Regions from separate parts of the Homo sapiens genome. Here region 1 is linked to region 2. The links are chromatin contacts, found by Hi-C or POLR2A ChIA-PET in ENCODE. All regions are on one chromosome and are shown on one strand. Each heading gives the region's core, a stretch centred on a gene start or an enhancer-like site at or near the end of the contact. The rest is flanking DNA. Distances are from core to core; before and after follow the strand shown.

What was found. Hi-C counts contacts between places; a loop is a spot of excess contacts on that map. ChIA-PET counts read pairs that join two places held with the same protein, here RNA polymerase II (POLR2A). Pooled maps may share reads with other maps.
Region 1: a map of GM12878 shows a loop between it and region 2 (5-fold over the local background). The contact joins two enhancer-like sites. A Hi-C loop is called at or near these places in 3 of 168 maps with a recorded cell type or tissue (Calu3, GM12878 and mammary epithelial cell), 18 of 37 single-sample maps with no recorded cell type and 7 of 50 pooled maps. POLR2A ChIA-PET finds 5 or more read pairs at or near these places in 5 of 52 experiments (GM12878, IMR-90, MCF 10A and 2 more).

Annotation. Positions count from the first base shown.
Region 1 is chr10:90,083,165-90,090,433 of GRCh38, reverse strand. No RefSeq gene overlaps it. Among named protein-coding and RNA genes, the nearest start is that of LINC01375, 130 kb to the right of the region's middle. RefSeq lists a silencer at 2,953-3,042 and an enhancer at 3,423-4,102. Within about 2 kb of position 3,018, at least 3 of the 41 ENCODE cell types and tissues checked have a DNase peak (open chromatin) inside an H3K27ac peak, as active enhancers do.
Region 2 is chr10:90,045,009-90,051,826 of GRCh38, reverse strand. No RefSeq gene overlaps it. Among named protein-coding and RNA genes, the nearest start is that of LINC01375, 91 kb to the right of the region's middle. RefSeq lists enhancers at 254-303, 4,181-4,330. Within about 2 kb of position 4,491, at least 4 of the 41 ENCODE cell types and tissues checked have a DNase peak (open chromatin) inside an H3K27ac peak, as active enhancers do.

The DNA.
Region 1 (7,269 bases), core at 1,769-4,268, 40 kb before region 2:
AATATCAAAGGTTTAAAATACTTAATATCACAGTTCATTGTAAAATAAGTCATTCAGTTGACCAAAGTGATAACTCAAGGATTTTTTTTTTAAAGGCAAAAACTTTCATTCTTTGAGAGAGGAGACTTAATTTTCCAAACAATAAGCCTTAATAAAAACAGCATGAAGCCAACTACATTTTTTTTCAAAATTTTATAAACAGTCTATAAAATTTTAATCTTGACCATAAGATAAAACTTCCATTAGCCTTTCATAACCTTTATAACCTTTATTTAGAAGTCAGCTAATGCTTCAGGAAAACCTTGCTAATCTGGCATGGTCCTATATGATGGTCTTGCCTCAGTGTGCCTTTGACATTAATGAGTAATTTATGGAGAAACAATATATTTTATCTCTCAAAATTGGCCTTTGCAATCTCACACAACCACCTCTTCTGAGATAGTCCCTGGGCCTTGAGGAGTTAAATAGCTTTAATTTCTGGCCTGTGTTTCAGGAATGCAGTTTATTTTGATTGGCATCTTCTACTAGGCCGGAATATGAGGCTTTAATTGCTTTCGGTGTTTAAAATTTAGCAGAACCTGGCATCATTTTACACCCAGGAGTCAAAGCCCTGTAACTCAATGTCACAAGTACTTTAGAAGTGCATACAGAGAGATACTCAGATGTAATCATCTTAATTTAAAAATTTTTTAATCTTAGTTTTTTTCTGAGCAAACTAAAACTTAATAGTAATGTGACAACTTGATCGTATAAAAGTTTGTTTTTTAAAAAAATATATAAATCCTTTTGTTGGGACTTACACAGACTATTCATGCCTGGACTTTCTGGTTTATCCTAAACATCCCTCCTTCTAAAACAGCCAGTCATTTTACTCTAGGACTAAATTTACTATACAAGATTCTTTCTTAATGAAATTATTTATCTTTAAGCTTTCTTACTAAAAAAAAAAAAAAGAAAAGAAAAAAAAACCTGTTTATTTTTATGACTTTCTTTACATTTTTTTTTATTTTCTGGTTTCTTTTACCTTGTTTTATACATGATCTTTAAATAAGCTTTGAATTAGACAAAGATTGTTCACCATTTTTAAAAGGACACAACTTTTTATTTTTTAGAATGTTTTTCTACAATTATATTTTCATTAGCAAATACCCAAATATTATGATGAATTTCTCTACAAGTATTTATCCTATTACATTTACACAGTTTTCTTTTGTTTACCTAGATTATTTGTGAAAACTATGATAGTCATTATTTTAAGTTATGAAACCACCATTACAAAATTATAACTGAGACAGTAAAAAAGATTTGACCTAGCTGACTTCATCTTGCTTTTAACCTCCAAGCTGTCCTTGTTCATTCCTGGGTGCGGGCCGAACTAACTTTGGGAGGAACTTAGTTTACAGTTCAGCTTTGTAACAAAGATGACAGCAAACCTTATTGCCTTTGGACTAGACTGCCTAAAGCTACAAGATTAAAAGTTATAGTAATCGGCTGAAAGTGGTAGCTCATGTCTGTAATCCCAGCACTTTGGGAGGCCAAAGTGGGTGGGTCACTTGAGGTCAGGAGTTCAAAACCAGCCTGACCAACATGGTGAAACCCTGTCTCTACTAAAAATACAAAAATTAGCCAGGTGTGGTGGTGGGTGCCTGTAGTCCCAGCTACTCAGGTGGCTGAGGCACAAGAATCACTTGAACCCAGGAGGCAGAGGTTGCAGTGAGCCAAGATTGCACCACTGCACTTCAGCCTGGGTGACTGAGACTCCATCTCAAAAAAAAAAAAAAATTATGATAATCTTACTAAATTAAAGATGTAACAAGTTTTATTAAACTAATATCAATGTCTTATCTATTAAAGATTACACAAGCAAAGATCATTCTGTTTTGGGTTGGGTGTATAGTTTTGTAATCCCTATGCCAAATTTTGACACCTTACAGTGTTTGGCAGGGATAAGTATGAAATTGGGTGATTAATAAATGCAAAAAAAAGTATGTTGGCAAATTCTTAAGACATTTCTAATATTATTTTACCAATAATTTAAAGTCAGCTTATTTATTAAAGATTTTACTTAAATCAGGTGAACTTGAAAAAGTTCTCTTTTTTCTTTAGTATCTGATTTAAGCACTTTTATTATTTGTTAAGCCAATTAATTAGAGCTCTTTTATATAATTTTAGTAGTGAAACATTGTGTACACAACACATAAATATACCGATGCATTAGGCATGCTGATAGAAGCGCGTCTTACAGATTCACAAAGACCTCTTTTTTTCCCTTTTTTAAAAATCTTACCCTAGGCAGTTGTCAGCTTAATAGCCTTAAATTTGCATATTAAAGGAAACAACTGGGTGAAAAATAAGATAGCAAAATTTGCATCATAAGGTAGAAAGTCTGGTGGGCTAGCGGGAAATTAAAACAAATTTAATTGCCAATTGAACATACAATTATAGAAGTCTTTTATAAAGGCCTTCAAATATATACACGTACACATATACATACACACATACACACAAAGATTCTATTGTTTTTACTTCAGTACTTTAGTCATCAGATAAATGCAAATTTGTCAGCTTGCAAAAAAAAAAAAAAAAAACTGTTAAGTCCAAACAGTGGTTTTTATTTCAGTAGAAAAGTAACAGCAGATTTAAAGCAGGCAGAAAAGAAAAGAGAGAAAAGGGAAACCTAGGAACTCTTAATGTGTGGGTCAACCTTAAGGCTCTTTTTCCCTAATGTAAATGTGCACAAAGACCATATTACTTCCATTTTTCTCTGGCAAGTAGAGGTGCCATAAAACCTACAGAGTGATCAAAAGGGGGTCATTCCCCTTGTTTTCTCCTCATTATTTGATTATTTGTTTCCTGCTCTTTTTCTTTCTTTTTTTTTTTTTTTTTTTTTTTTTTCCTTAAAAGGAGGAACTGAGCTATGGCCTATGGTTTTCATGTGGTGGATTGATATGTGCTTTTTGTGGGCAAGGCTCCACAGTGTGTCACCACTGAGTCATTTACACCTTCTTACATGTCTCAGAACTTATATGCGTTTCCTGGATGATTCACTTTCTAAAATCAATTTTTGTTGGGGATTTTCCTGCAGGATCACAGCATGTAGTAGGGGATCAACACCCCAGACTTTCCCACAAGACCCCTGGTCACCCAGGGGTACCTTTTGGCTGGAAGGAGCAAATGCCCTTTTTCTTTAGCACTGGGAAAACTCAGTCTCTCATTAACCCATGAAAACAACAGTTGAGTTCCTCATGCAAATGCTCACAGACAAATCAAATTAAGATTAATTTTGGAAGAAAAAGCAATAGAGAAGGCCCTTTAGAATGCATCTCTGAACTAGAATTAGAATCCATAAACAACAACTTCCTAAAAGAGAAAAGAAAAACAAAACAGCCAAGACCACTTCCTGTTCTCATCCTAATTCTCATCCACCATTATACATGCCAAGGTCAAATTCCCTCACAGTGAAAAGTCATCTCTGGCACTCCAAAAGCCAAAGAGGTCAAATCATGCAATATAGGAAAACAGAGCTTTAGACCTAAAAAGAATTTGCCCATGACTCTTGAAACTCCACAAAGAAAACAAAACACCCCAAAAGGGGGTGAGTGGTGACTTTGTCCTAAATTCTTTAAAGGGGTTCAAGTCATTGTCAGGCCTCTGAGCCCAAGCCAAGCCATCGCATCCCCTGTGACTTGCATCTGGATATGCCCAGATGGCCTGAAGTAACTGAAGAATCACAAAAGAAGTGAATATGCCCTGCCCCACCTTAACTAATGACATTCCACCACAAAAGAAGTGTAAATGGCCGGTCCTTGCCTTAACTGATGACATTACCTTGTGAAAGTCCTTTTCCTGGCTCATCCTGGCTCAAAAAGCACCCCCACTGAGCACCTTGCCACCCCCCATTCCGGCCCACCAGAGAACAAACCCCCTTTGACTGTAATTTTCCTTTACCTACCCAAATCCTATAAAACGGCCCCACCCTTATCTCCCTTCACTGACTCTTTTCGGACTCAGCCTGCCTGCACCCAGGTGAAATAAACAGCCATGTTGCTCACACAAAGCCTGTTTGGTGGTCTCTTCACATGGACACGCATGAAATTTGGTGCCGTGACTCGGATCAGGGGACCTCCCTTGGGAGATCAATCCCCTGTCCTCCTGTTCTTTGCTCTGTGAGAAAGATCCACCTATGACCTCAGGTCCTCAGATCGACCAGCCCAAGGAATATCTCACCAATTTTAAATCAGGTAAGCGGCCTCTTCTCTCTTCTCCAACCTCTCTCACTGTCCCTCAACCACTTTCTTCTTTCCACTCGTCAATCTCTCCCTTCTCTTAATTTCAATTCCTTTCATTTTCTGGGAGAGACAAAGGAGATACGTTTTATCTGTGCACCCAAAACTCCAGTGCCGGTCACGGGCTGGGAAGGCAGCCTTCCCTTGGTGTTTAATCATTGGAGGGACACCTCTCTGATTATTCACCCACGTTTCAAAGGTGTCAGACCACGCAGGGATGCCAGCCTTGGTCCTTCACCCTTAGCAGCAAGTCCCGCTTTTCTGGGGAAGGGGCAAGTACCCCAACCCCTTCTCTCCTTGTCTCTACCCCTTCTCTGCTTTCCTGGGGCAGGGGCAAGTACCCCTCAACCCCTTCTCCTTCACTCTTAGCGGCAAGTCCCGCTTTTCTAGAGGAGGGCAAGTACCCCAACCTCGTATCTCTGTGCCCCAATCCCTTATTTCAGTGCCCCGACCCCTTATTTCCATGCCCCTACCCCTTATTTCTGCACCCCATCCCTTATTTTTGCACCCCAACCTCTTATCTCTGCACCCCAACCCCTTTTCCCACTTTTCTGGAAGGTAAGAACCTCCGAACCCCTTCCCTCTGTTTCTCTACTCTCTCTTTTCTCTAGGCTTGCTTCCTTCATTATAGGCAACCTTCTACCCTCCATTCCTCCTTCTACTCCCTTGGCCTGTGTTCTCAAAAACTTAAAACCTCTTCAACTCACACCTGACCTAAAACCTAAATGCCTTATTTTCTTCTGCAATGCCGCTTGACCCCAATACAAACTCGACAGTAGTTCCAAATAGCCAGAAAATGGCACTTTGAATTTTTCCATCCTGCAAGATCTAAATAATTCTTGTCATAAAATAGGCAAACGGTCTGAGGTGCCTGACGTCCAGGCATTCTTTTACACATCAGTCCCTTCCTAGTCTCTGTGCCCAGTGCAACTCGTCCCAAATCTTCCTTCTTTCCCTCCCGCCTGTCCCCTCAGTACCAACCCCAAGCATCGATGAGTCTTTCTAATCTTCCTTTTCTACACACCCATCTGACCTCTCCCTTCCTCCCCAGGCTGCTCCTCGCCAGGCCGAGCTAGGTCCCAATTCTTCCTCAGCCTCTGCTCCTCCACCCTATAATCTTTTTATCACCTCCCCTCCTCACACCTGCTCTGGCTTACAGTTTCGTTCCGTGACTAGCCCTCCCCAACCTGCCCAGCAATTTACTCTTAAAAAGGTGGCTGGAGCCAAAGGCATAGTCAAGGTTAATGCTCCTTTTTCTTTATCCCATATCAGAAGCGTTTAGGCTCTTTTTCATCAAATATAAAAATCCAGCCCAGTTCATGGCTCGTTTGGCAGCAACCCTGAGATGCTTTACAGCCCTAGACCCTAAAAGGTCAAAAGGCCGTCTTATTCTCACTATACATTTTATTACTCAATCTGCTCCCGACATTAAATAAAACTCCAAAAATTGGAATCTGGCCCTCAAACCCCACAACAGGACTTAATTAACCTCACCTTCAAGGTGTACAATAACAGAAAAAAGTTGCAATTCCTTGCCTCCACTGTGAGACAAACCCCAGCCACATCTCCAGCACACAAGAACTTCCAAACGCCTGAACCGCAGCGGCCAGGCGTTCCTCCAGAACCTCCTCCCACAGGAGCTTGCTACATGTGCCAGAAATCTGGCCACTGGGCCAAGGAATGCCCGCAGCCCAGGATTCCTCCTAAGCCGCGTCCCATCTGTGTAAGACCCCACTGAAAGTCGGACTGTTCAACTCACCTGGCAGCCACTCCCAGAGCCCCTGGAACTCTGGCCCAAGGCTCTCTGACTGACTCCTTCCCAGATCTTCTCGGCTTAGCGGCTGAAGACTGAAACTGCCCGATTGCCTTGGAAGCCCCCTAGAGCATCACGGATGCCGAGCTTCGGGTAACTCTCACAGTGGAAGGTAAGCCCGTCCCCTTCTTAATCAATACAGAGGCTACACACTCCGCATTACCTTCTTTTCAAGGGCCTGTTTCCCTTGCCTCCATAACTGTTGTGGGTATTGACGGCCAGGCTTCTAAACCTCTTAAAACTCCCCAACTCTGGTGCTAACTTAGACAATACTCTTTTAAGCACTCCTTTTTAGTTATCCCCACCTGCCCAGTTCCCTTATTAGGCTGAGACACTTTAACTAAATTACCTGCTTCCCTGACTATTCCTGGACTACAGCTATATCTCATTGCCGCCCTTCTTCCCAATCGAAAGCCTCCTTTGCATCCTCCTCTTGTATCCTCCCACCTTAACCCACAAGTATAAGATACCTCTACGCCCTCCTTGGTGACTGATCATGTACCCATTACCATCTCATTAAAACCTAATCACCCTTACCCCACTGAACGCCAATATCCCATCCCGCAGCACGCTTTAAAAAGATTAAAGCCTGTTATCACTCGTCTGCTACAGCATGGCCTTTTAAAGCCTATAAACTCTCCTTACAATTCCCCCATTTTACCTGTCCTAAAACCAGACAAGCCTTACAAGTTAGTTCAGGATCTGCACCTTATCAACCAAATTGTTTTGCCTATCCACCCCGTGGTGCCAACCCATACACTCTTTTGTCCTCAATACCTTCCTCCACAATTCACTATTCTGTGCTTGACCTTAAAGATGCTTTTTTCACTATTCCCCTGCACCTCTTGTCCCAGCCTCTCTTTGCTTTCACTTAGACTGACCCTGACACCCATCAAGCTCAGCAAATTACCTAGGCTGTTCTGCCGCAAAGCTTCACAGACAGCCCCCATTACTTCAATCAAGCCCAGATTTCTTCCTCATCTGTTACCTATCTCGGCATAATTCTCATAAAAACACAAGTGCTCTCCCTGCCAATCATGTCTGAATGATCTCTCAAACCCAAGCACCTTCTACAAAACAACAACTCCTTTCCTTCCTAGGCATGGTTAGCACAGTCAGAATTCTTACACAAGAGCCAGGACCACACCCTGTAGCCTTTCTGTCCAAACA
Region 2 (6,818 bases), core at 3,242-5,741:
TTGATGCCTAGGCACATCTCCAAGGAATCCAAGCACCCACTTACCCAGAATAGCAGCCTGAGCTTCCCCACCCTTCCTGTGCAGAGATTGTGGTAAAGCAGGGCCTCTCCACTTCATGCCCAGGCAGATCTCCAGGCACTCAGAACACCCACTCACCTGAAACAGAAGCCTGAGCCAGCTCACCCCTCCTGTGCAGAGACCATGGTGAAACATGGCCCTCTCTTCTCCACATCCAGGCATATTTTCCAGCAGTCAGAGCATCTGTTACCAGCCTGAGCTGCCCTACCCTTCCTGGGCAGGGATTGTGGTGTAGCAGGGCCATCTGCACAGCCAGGCAGGTCTCCAGGCACCTGAAGCACCCACTCTCCTGGATTAGGGGTTTAGGCCACCCCCATACCCATGCAGATAACTTGGAGCTGAGGAGGTTTCTCAGCTCCACATCTGGGCACACCTCTGAGTACTTGGTGGTCACCCACTTGATTCTTCCTCAGCACTGGTGCACATGTCTGCCATTGGGGGACCTATAAATAGGTCTGCCCAGTCTGGACCTGCTGATGATGTTCCCATGTTTTCCCAAGGCTGAGCAGGGATCTCAGACTACTGTGCACTCCACAGATCAGCCCATTGCCTGAGGTAATGAGAGCTTCTCCTAGTAAACAAGAGTCAAGTATGTACACAGACACATTGGCCACAGCTGGTTCTTACCCATAAGTGCTATGTATTGCCTTGTAGATTGAACCACACATCCCAATATAAAATCTGCTGAAAGAAATGCATAGAGTTATAGAAGTAAAGCCAAACAACCCTACCCAACATTCTGTACAATCACACACCCCAAGGAGGGAGGACTAGGGGAATAAAAGGGAAAAAAAAATCATGTTATAGGGAAAGAAAGAAAAAGAAAAAAATTCTACTCACATGAAAATAATTACAAAAAATTAGCAATACCAGCATCTCCGGATGAGAAGAAACCACCACAAGAATTCTGACAACATGAAAAATCTGAATGTAGTGACACCACCAAAGGATTACACTAGCTCTTCAGCAATGTTTCCTAACCAAAATAGAAACTCATAAATGACAGATAAAGAATTAAAAGCATGGATTGCAAGGAAGCTCAATGAGATGCAAGACAAGTTGAAAATCAACATGAAGAAACTTCTAAAGCAATCCAGGAAATGAAGGAAAAGATGAGTGTGTTAAAAGGAACAAATCAGAGCTTCTGGAATTGAAAAACTCACTTAAGGAATTTCAAAATACAACTGAAAGTTTTAATCAATAGTCTGGACCAAGAAGAAGAAAAAATTTCCGAGCTAGAAGACTAATCTTTCAAACTAAGCAAGTCAGACAAAAAAAATTTTTTTTTTTTTTTTTTTTGAGACGGAGTCTCGCTCTGTCGCCCAGGCTGGAGTGCAGTGGCAGGATCTCGGCTCACTGCAAGCTCCGCCTCCCGGGTTCATGCCATTCTCCTGCCTCAGCCTCCCAAGTAGCTGGGACTACAGGCGCCCGCCACTACGCCCGGCTAATTTTTTGTATTTTTAGTAGAGATGGGGTTTCACCGTTTTAGCCGGGATGGTCTCAATCTCCTGACCTCGTGATCCGCCCGCCTCGGCCTCCCAAAGTGCTGGGATTACAGGCGTGAGCCACCGCGCCCGGCCCAAAAAAAATTTTTAACAAATAGAAATATAAACAAGTCTTCAAGAAATATGGGATCATGTAAAGTGACCAAATCTATAAATTATTGGCATTCTTAACTGACAAGAAGAAAAAGTAAACAACCTGGAAAACATATTTGAGGAAATAATTCAAGAAAACTTGCCTAATCTTGCTAGAGAGGTAGACATCCAGATACAAGAAATCCAGAAAAGACTTGTACATACAAGACACTATACAAGATGAGATACTGTACAAGATGAACATCACCAGGACATATAGCCACCAAGGTCAACAATAAAGAAAAAATCTTAAAGGCAGCTAGAGAAAAAGGTTAGATGATGTACAAAGGGAACTCCTTCAGCCTAACAGCAGGCTTCTCAGCAGAAAGCTTACAAGCCAGGAGAAACTGGAGACCTATTTTCAGCATTATATGATTATTATTATCATCATCATCATCATCATTATCATTATTTTTGAGACTTGGTTTTACTCTGTTGCCTCAGATGGAATAGAGTGGAACGATCACATCTCTCTGCAGCCTCAACCTCCCAGTATCAAGTGAACCTCCCACCTCAGCCTCCTGAGCAGCTGGGACAACAGCCACATGCCACCACACGCAGCTAATTTTTATTATTACTTGTAGAGACAAGGTCTCACTATATTGCCCAGGGTGGTCTTGAACTCCTGGAGGCTCAAGCAATCCTCCCACCTCAAGCTGCCAAAGTATTGGGATTGGAAGGATGAGCCACTGAACTCAGCAATTTTCAGCATTCTTAAAGAAAAGATAATTCCAAGCAAGAATTTCTATCTTGCCAACTAAGCTCCATAAGCAAAGGAGAAAAAAGATTTTTTTTTCTGACAAGCAAGCACTAAGGGGACTTGTTACCACTAGACTAGCCTTACAAGAGATTCTTAAGTGAATTCTAAACATGAAAATGAAAGAACAGTATCTGCTACCACAAAATCACACTTAAGTACATAGCTCACAGACCCTATAAAGCAACTAGACAATGAAGACTATAAAGCATCCAACTAACAACTTCACAAGAGGATCAAAGCCTCACATATCAATGTTAACCTTGAATTTAAATGATCTAAATGCCCCACTTAAAAGGTATAGAGCTGAAAGTTGGGTAAAAAAATAAGACCCTTCTAGATGGGTCTCTTGAAGAAACCCATCTCACACATAACAACACCCATCGGATCAAAGTAAAGTGTTGGAGAAAAACAAATCACACAAATATTTAGAAAACAAAATAGAGCAAAAGTTTCTGTTTTTATATCAGAAATAACAGACTTTAAACCAACAACAGCAAAAAATGACAAAGAAGGGCATTACATAACAACAAAGGGTTCAATTCAAGTTAAGTCAAGAAGAGTTAACTACTTTAAATATATATACCCAACATTGGAACACCAGATTCTTAAAGCAACTACTTCTAGACCTACAGAAAGACTTAGACACCAAGAAAATAATAGTGCAGAACTTCAACCCCTCACTGATGCTCTTAGACAGATCAATTGAGGCAGACAACTAACAAAGAACTTCTGGACCTAAATTTGACACTTGACCATTGGATCTAATAAACATCTACAGAATGTTTCACCCATTAAACACATTTGTCTCAATAGTACACAGAACATACTCTAAAACTGACCACATGCTCAACCATAAAGCAAGTCTCAATAAATTTAAAAAAAGTGAAATCATACCAACCATATTCTCAGAATACAGTGGAATAAATATTAAAATCAATATCAAGAAGATCCCTCAAAACCACAAAATTACATAGGAATTTAACAAATTGCTCATAAATCACTTTTGGATAAACAATGAAATTAAGTCAGACATCAAATTATTCTTTGAAACAAATGAAAACAGAGGCAAAACATATCAAAATCTCTGGGATGCAGCAAAAGCAGTGTTAAGAGGAAAGTTTATAGGGCTAACACACCAACCTCAAAAAATTAGAAAAATTTCAAATTAATGATTTAACATCACGCCTAGAGTAACTAGAAAACACAAGAACAAATTGACCCCAAAGCTAGCACACACACACACACAAAATAACTAAAATCAGAGCAGAACTGAATGAAATTCAGATCCAAAAATCCATACAAAGAATTGACAAAACCCAAGTTAATTCCTGAAAAGGATAAACAAGGCTGATAGACTTCCAGCTAGATTAATAAAAGAGAAAAAGAGAGAAGGTCCAAATAAGCACAATCAAAAATGACAAAGGTGACATTACAACTAATACCACAAAAATACAAAAGATCCTCAGAGACTATTATGAACACATCTGTGCACACAAACTAGAAAATCTAGAGGAAATGGATAAATTTCTGGAAACACACATCTCAAGATTGAATCAGGAAGAAATTGAAACCTTGAAGCAACTGATATTAAGTTCTGAAGTTTAATCATTAATAAAAAACCTACAAACACAAAAAAGCCTCAAACAAAATGGACTCACAGCCGAATTCTACCACGTGTACAAAGAAGAACTGATACCAATTCAAGTGAAACTATTCTAAAAAATTGAGGAAGAGAGACTCTTCACTATCTCATTCAATGAAGCCAACATCACCCTGATACCAAAACCTGGAAAAGACACAACAACAAAAAAAAGAAAACTACAGGCCAATACCTCTGGTGAACATAGACAAAAATATCCTCTACACAATACTAGCAAACTGAATCCTGCAGCACATAAAAAAGTTAATTCACCACAATTAAGTAGGCTTCATGCCTGGTATGCAAGTTTGGTTCAACATACACAAATCAATAAATGTGACTCACCACAAAAGCAGAATTGAAACCCGAAACCATATCATCATCTTAACAGACACAGAAAAAGCCTCCAATAAAATCCAGCATCCCTTCATGACAAGAACTGTCAACAAAATAGGCATCAAAGGAACATATCTCAAAATAGTAAGAGTCATCTATGACAAACCCACAGCCAACATTATATTGAAGGGGCAAAAGCTGGAAGCATTCCCCTTGAGAACTGTTAACAAGACAAGTATATCTCTTCTTACCACTCCTGTTCAACATAGTACTGGAAGTCCTTGCCAGAGCAATTAACTGAAAGAAATGAAGAGCATTCTAATAGAAAAAGAAGCCAAGCTACCTCTTTTCACTGATGATATGACTTTATACCTAGAAAACCATAAAGACTAAGCCAAAGGGCTCCTGGAACTGACAGACAACTTCAGTAAAGTTTCAGGATACAAAATCAATGTACAAAACTGAGTAGCATTTCTGTACACCAATAATGCTCAAGCTGAGAGTATAATCAAGAATGCAATGCAATTTACAATAGCCACAGACAAAATGTAAAATGCCTAGGAATGTATCTAACCAAGGAGGTGAAAGATTTCTGCAAGGAGAAAAACAAAACACTGCAAACATATCATAGATGGAAAACACCGAAAAAAATCATAGTGACACGAACAAATGGAAAACTAGTCCAGGCTCATGAAATGGAAGACTCAATATTATTAAAATGGCCATACTGGCCAAAGCAATCTAGAGATTCAACACTATTTCTATCAAACTACAAATTTCAGTTTTCACAGAGTTAGAAAAACATCCTAAAATTTATATGGAATAAAAAGAAAGAGCCAAAATAGCAAAAGCAATCCAAGCAAAAACAACAAAACTGGAGGCATCACATTACTTAAGTTCAAACTATACTATAAGGCTATACAGTAACCAAAATAACACAATAGTGGTACAAAAACAAACCCACAGACCAACGGAAAATAACAAAGAACCCTGAAATAAAGCTGCATTTATACAGCCATCTGATCTTCAACAAAGTTGACAAAAATAAACAATGGGGAAAAGATTCCCTATTCAATAAATTGTACAGTGATAGCTGGCTAACCATATGCAGAAGAATAAAACTGGACCCCTACCTTTCACCATATACAAAAATAAGATGAATTAAAGATTTAAATGTAAGACCTCAAATCATAAGAATCCTAGAAGAAAATCTAGTAAACACTATTCTGGACATTGGTCTCAGGAAAAAATTTATGACTAAGTCCTCAAAAGCCATTGCAACAAAATCAAAATTGAAAGTGTGACCTAATTAAACTAAAGAGCTTCTGCATAACAGAAGAAATTATCAATATAGTAAACAGACAACCTACAGAATGGGAGAAAATATTTGCAAACTATGCACCCAACAAAAGTCTAATATCCAGAATCTATAAGGAACTTAAACAACACAACAAGACAAAAACAACCCCATTAAAAAGTAAGCAAATGGCATGAACAGACACTTCTCAAAAAAGACGAAGAAGTGGACAAGAAACATGAAAAAATGCTCAGTATCACTAATTATCAAAGAAATGCAAATTAAAACCACAATGAGATACCATCTTACACCAATCAGAATGGCTATTATTAAAAAGTCAAAAATTGACAGATGCTGGTGATGCTGTGGAGAAGAGGGAACACATATGCTGTTGGTGGGGATATAAATTAGTTCAGCCACTGTGAAAAGCAGTTTGGGGGTTTCTCAATAACTTAAAATGGAACCACCATTTGACCCAACAACTCCATTATGGAGTATATATCCAAAAGAAAATCTATTATTCTACCACAAAAACATATGCACTTGTATCTTCATTCCAAGACTATTCACAATAGCAAAGACAAGGAATCAATCTAGATACCTATCAAAAATCGATTTGATAAGGAAAATATGGTACATATACATTGTGGAATACCACACAGCCATTAAAAAATAATAAAATCATGTCCTTTGCAGCAACATGGGTGGAACTGGAGGCCATTATCCTAAGCTAATTGTACAGGAATAGAAAACTGAATACCATATGTTCTCTCTTATAAATAGGAGCTAAATATTTGGTTCTCATGGACATAAAGATGGCAACAGTAGACACTGAGGACTAATAGAGGTCGAAAGTAGTGAAGGTGGCAAGGGTTGAAAACCTAACTGTTGGAAACTATGCTCACTATCAGGGTGATGGGATCATTTGTATCCCCAACCTCAGCATCATACTCATATAACAAACCTGCACATGTTCTCCAGAATCTAAAATAAAATTGGAAACTATTAAATAAATAAATAAAATTGTTATTTTCTATGGGAAAAAAGAAACTAAAAGAAACAAAAGTCTTC